2 separate regions of the Homo sapiens genome follow, and region 1 is linked to region 2. The links are chromatin contacts, found by Hi-C in ENCODE. All regions are on one chromosome and are shown on one strand. Each heading gives the region's core, a stretch centred on a gene start or an enhancer-like site at or near the end of the contact. The rest is flanking DNA. Distances are from core to core; before and after follow the strand shown.

Region 1 (2,700 bases), core at 180-2,679, 6.0 Mb before region 2:
GAAGGCTGGTGACCACACTCCTCATTACTCTAAAGTAAGACAAGAAGGCACAATCCTGCAAATACCAAGGCAATATCCTCAAATAAGTCACAAAATTTCATCTTAGTCTAATCACTTTTTTGGGTGGTTGTTTATTTAACAAATATTCAATTAACCCAAGACAATGGGCCCAGCCCTATAGATACAGGCAGGAGTTAAACCTAGAACCTACATTGAGTTATAACAGAAACCAGGAATCAGGCCATGAGGGTTCATGGAAAAGAGAGGCCAAGAAAGAGAGCTAGAATCAGGACCCTGTGACAAAATGGTTCTAAAATCTTCTAATCCAGGAATGGGTTCCTCCTTAGACAATTTGATTTTTGGTTTCCTGGGCCTTGACAACATCCCCACAGAAAATGGAGTCGGGGAAGGGGAAGGGGGAGGAGAGGAGACAAAGGAACAAATGTCCTTAGCAGCTTACCAATTTCTGGAATTTCACAAATGGGCATTCTTTCTTAAGCTCGAATATATCAGAACCCATTTTTTGAGCTGGAATTTGCTTAAAAAAAAGTGGAGGGTAGGAAAAGAAAAGAGCCACCCAAATACTAAAGGTAGATAAAGGAAATGTCTGTTTTGATGTACGGTCTCTGAGAACAGGGCAAATCAGAGTCCAGTACTGCCAGTGCAAAATCACTCTTTACAATTATATTCATTATAATTACCTTTTTGAATAAATGAACTAAATCATTTCCATTAACCTCCTCCCCCATCTCACCCCCGTATAACAAGAACCTAGCTAGGTAGTAGCTTTCATTCCATTCCTCTCTTGTCCCCTCTCCCAAACACTTCCTCACCTGCTCTTGTAATCAGATCTTCTCTATGACTATGGGAAAGTTACTAAAAACCCTAAATGATTATTTCCCAATCTGGATAATACTAATAATACCAGCTCCAACCTACTACATAGGCTGAAAAACTATATACGCAGAAGTAATTTTACATTCAAGACAGGATGTGTGCATGTGTGTGTGTCAATTCCAAGAAGCCCGATATGCACAGCCTCATTTTCATTCCAAACACTGGTACGCCGATCACTCCTGAACAACTACGTTTCCAAGGCGCCTGCCAAGCTTGCAGGTGCATTCCCCAAGTGCGCCAGCCCACCCACATGGGTCAAGGGAAAACCTGTTTCCCTGACTTGGTAAGTAGACAAGTCAAGCCAATTTCCTCCCCGAGTAAACCATCCTCCGCCCTGGTCCCCCTAGTCCTTTGGTTCTAGAGTCTCGGGGTTTAGTCATCCAGCCGCCGCGTCCGTCTTGATCCGCGCTCACTGCCGCAGCACCACAACCGAAACGCCTTCCCCCACTCTGAAGGACTACAGCCCCCGGCAGGCCCCGCGACAACAGCGACAGCCACGTGACCTCGCTTCCCTGGGTGCCACGGTCATGTGACTTCGGCAAGATGGCTGCCCTGACAGCGGAGCATTTTGCAGCACTCCAGAGCCTGCTCAAGGTAAGTCGAAGGGGTGGGGACAGCGTGAGGTGGCCCTTTGTCTCCGAGACTTTAGACGGAGCAGGAATTGGGAACAAATTGACCCTGGTTTGGAGCCACAACTCTGCTGCTTGTTCTCTGTGTGATCCCAGGCAAATCGTTGCGTCTTTCTGAGCTTTTAAAAAGTAAGAACAAAATATCGTTTTGACAGGAACGTAAGATAAAAAAAAATAAAATAATGGGCATGAAGGCGCAGTACAACCTCCTGCTATTAGTCTTTGGGATTGGTTTTCGGTATTGGTGCATTGAAGTGGTAATTGCTAGACCCACGTTGTCAGTTCCCCATTTCATCCCGTAGCCCCTCCTGCATTGCACAATTAAGAAATTATCTCCTACTGCGTCTGCCCAGCCCTCCGAATGACCTGTGCGTTCAATGTTCCCTTGAGGTCCAGATTTTCCCTACTCTCTTTGACCTGCGAAAGGGGCAGGACATACTCCTGATAATCATTTGAAAAGTTGTGAGGTTGAAAGGGACCTACTTCATAGGGCTTTGTAAAGCTCAAATGAAGTATTATTATTATTTGAGACGGAGTCTAGCTCTGTTGTCCAGGCTGGAGAGCAGTGGCGCAATCTCGGCTCACTGCAACCTCCGCCCCCCGAGTTCAAGCAATTCTATGCCTCAGCCTTCCGAGTAGCTGGGATTACAGGCGCCCGCCACCAAGCCTGGCAAATTTATGTATTTTTAGTAGAGACGGGGTTTCAACATCTTGGCCAGGCTGGTCTTGAACTCCTGACCGCGTGATCCACTCGCCTCCGCCTTCCAAAGTGTTGGGATTACAGGCGTGAGCCACCGCGCCTGGCCGGAATTATTTAACTTATGATTTGCCCTGTAGGAGAAAGGGCAGCTTTATTTTCCTTCGTAGAACTTGTCGCTAGCTATTTGCCCGTTGTCCGTCTGTCTCATAAGAATGTAAGATCCATCAGGGACCTTTCCTTTCTTCCTCTCTCTTTTTTTTTTTTTTTAAACACCAGGTGAAGAGGGTTGAGTTACTCTCCTCAATTTATGGCACATCATCATCATCGGTCCATGTAATAGTCTCTGTTTTGTTTTACTTATTTATTTTTTAATTGCCTTCTCAGTGTTCATTAGCATTCTCCACTCCTAAGGGGATCTACTCTTTTGTTCACAAGTGTTAATGCCCAATAAGTAGAACAATAATACCTGGCACA
Region 2 (2,700 bases), core at 113-2,612:
AAATTTGTAGGGGAGATGCAGAAATACCCGTTCCAATATGTTAATTTCCCTTAACATAGTTTTTTAGTTTGTTACCAGTCTCCTTATTAGTGGGAAAAGTAACATTTAGAGGAAATTTAACAAAACAAAAAATTTACTTCGTTTTTAGGTCAACTGATGTCTCTTTTATGAAAAACATAAAAAAAGTTTTCATGAAATGTTTTATGAAAAAAATTAAAGGCTTTTCTTGGCATAGGGTCTTACAACTTACACAGCGTCTTCCCAGATTATCTCTTATTTAATAAAAATATAATTTAATCTACCCCTACTCCCCAAATCAGGAGCTTTAGTTATGGGTACATACGCCTACAAAAGTCACGCATCCTGCAACTGTGAACTTTTTGTGCCTGTCATCTTCAAATACTGATTACCTATAACATGACAATTGGCCCAAAGGCAAAGAGGAGAGTCTCAATCCTCAGGAAGATCTAGGTACAATAAGAAAGGTAAAGGCAATTTAAAACAAAAATATAGTCCATAACACCATTGAAAAGATTTGGTTCAAGTGTGGTAGTCAGGACATGCCAGGTACAGTGCTTAGGGCAAACATCATTTCAGGAACCTTCATAGCCACCCTGAGGAAAGTACTATCATTCTCATTTACAGATGAAGAAACTCAAGCCTAGAGCTGTTGTTATCATGCCTAACAGAGTGCCCCCAAACCCTGCAATGATTCCCAACCCAACCCTGTAAGAGGCCACATACATTTCTTCCTTAGTTCACGGCTATTTACAAATGACTAAAACCACCAGATCCGTCCAGTGGGCACCTACTAAGTTCATGGTACCGGGATGGAAAAATAAACATTAGCCTTTGGCCTCAAACGGCCAGGGTTGAAAGGATTCTGATTTGAAAAATTAAAAACAAAAATAGCAGAGATAAAGGCTGTCTACGGAGTTCAAGGCCACAATAACCCTAAGTAGTTCACGTCAAAATCGTAGCTTTGAAGGTCCTGGGCCTACAGGACAGGCGACGACCCTCAGAGAGGTCAGAGGCGGCAGAACCTGTGCTGGGCTTTGACACAAGGCGTTGCGTCGCAGATGAACTACGCGGGGGTAGGGGTGAGAGGCCCCGGCCAGCAGCTGGAAATCCCCCTCACGTGTGCGGGCCTCCTCTTCCACCTCTCCCCGGGTTCCCCCGTTACGCCGCCGGGCTCCCTCGCCACCCAGGGGCCTGTCTCCACTCTCCCACTCCTCTCCAGGGCCTCCCCCGTTCCCCTTCCACCTTAGCTTGAGCTCTCCTCCGCCCGGCTTCGGGCAAGATGCGAGTCCACACAGGCCACACTCGACCGACCGCTTCCCAGCCAGTCCCCGCGCTACCACTGAGAGGACGGCAAGCGCGGGCTAGAGGAGCTCAACGCCACCACAAAGAGACGTCCGGGAGAAGCCTAGAGCGGACACGAGGCTGGCCGCCTCCGGGGACGGAAGGGGCGGGGCGGTGTGAAGTGGCAAATGATTCAAGGCGAGGCAAGAGGTGCTTCAGATGCTGTCTTTTGCAGTCCTCCGAGAGGTTAGGGATGTGGGAGGTCCCTGGGGGCCATCTCTTACAAGACACAGTTTCCACTAAATTGGATCGTATTTGTACATCTCTACACCTGTGCGTGATAGTAAACTTTTGCACCCAAATACCCCGACCCCTGAAGGAGAGTGTGAGTTAAAAGGATCTGAAGAACGGACCCTTTGTTTAAGGTCTCACATTCTATTTCTTTAATTCAAGCGAAATATATTCCAAAATGCATCTTTTATTGTAAGCTATAAAAATAGCTATTACTTCGAGTAAAATGTAGGCTCCAGGAAGATGCTTGTAAATTTTCTCAGAACAGAAATGGTATTTTTATTGTATCCTTATTGTCTGTCACAGTATAGGTGCTCATTAATTTTTAAAGTGGGTTTTATTATCTAGAATCCAGGAGAACTGAAAGTCTCTTAAAGATTCTTGGCCTTTTAATTATCTTAAGGTCGGGATAGCAGGGAAACAAAAACTTGTTTTAAACTCCCAGTGAAAAATGAGGAACAGGTAAATAAGACAAGCCCCACCAAGGCCCAAGCGTGCTAGTAATTCTCTGCATCTACTGTAAGCTGTTTTCTGCAGTGCGTCTATGGTCCTCCCACCACTTTCATACTGCTCGCCGACTAGGCAAGCGATTTGATGCCTAGAACTAGGGAATGACAGAAAGGAAAAAACAATGAATAGTTTCTTCAACTGTGTCTGCAGGAGGTTGCATTCTGTAATTCTTTTACTGTTTACTTTGTGGTTGGCACTTTGTTAAGCAATGATTAGACAAAAACAAAATTTATTTCTGCTTCCAAGGAGCTCACAGACTAGTGAGAGAGGAATAAACAGTTAATCACAGTGTGGTGTGAAAAGTGTCATAACAGAAACACATGGATATAAACAGGATAAAATGATAGGGGCTAAAGCAGGAGCGTTCTGGGAGGAGATTAATGCCTGCATGGAACTTAATTTGATGCAATTGTGACTTCCTAGTAAACTAGGCAAGCTATCCTAAAGGTAATGAAACAGAGAAGGCTCACAGATCAAATTAAGATTATTAAATAATATAGCCTATTCAATTTAAGTATCCAGTGAAAAGGTGAAAGAGTTGTGGTAAGTGGACACACTTAGGATAAGGTGCAAGCAAGTGGAAGGACGCCATCACCT

The links. Hi-C counts contacts between places; a loop is a spot of excess contacts on that map. Pooled maps may share reads with other maps.
Region 1: a loop to region 2 is called in a map of B cell, with 23 times the contacts of the local background. The contact joins the promoter of COMMD9 here to the promoter of ARL14EP in region 2. A Hi-C loop is called at or near these places in 3 of 168 maps with a recorded cell type or tissue (B cell, CD4-positive, alpha-beta T cell and naive thymus-derived CD4-positive, alpha-beta T cell) and 8 of 50 pooled maps.

What each region holds. Positions count from the first base shown.
Region 1 is chr11:36,288,153-36,290,852 of GRCh38, reverse strand. COMMD9 (COMM domain containing 9) reads left to right here and starts at 1,429. Exons shown (of 6, transcript NM_014186.4): 1 at 1,429-1,491. The coding sequence starts at 1,441. RefSeq lists enhancers at 1,279-1,528, 1,365-2,067.
Region 2 is chr11:30,321,766-30,324,465 of GRCh38, reverse strand. ARL14EP (ARF like GTPase 14 effector protein) reads right to left here and starts at 1,362. Exons shown (of 4, transcript NM_152316.3): 1 at 1,264-1,362. ARL14EP-DT (ARL14EP divergent transcript) reads left to right here and starts at 1,520. Exons shown (of 2, transcript NR_187437.1): 1 at 1,520-1,548. RefSeq lists a silencer at 1,133-1,262 and enhancers at 1,333-1,582, 1,095-1,700.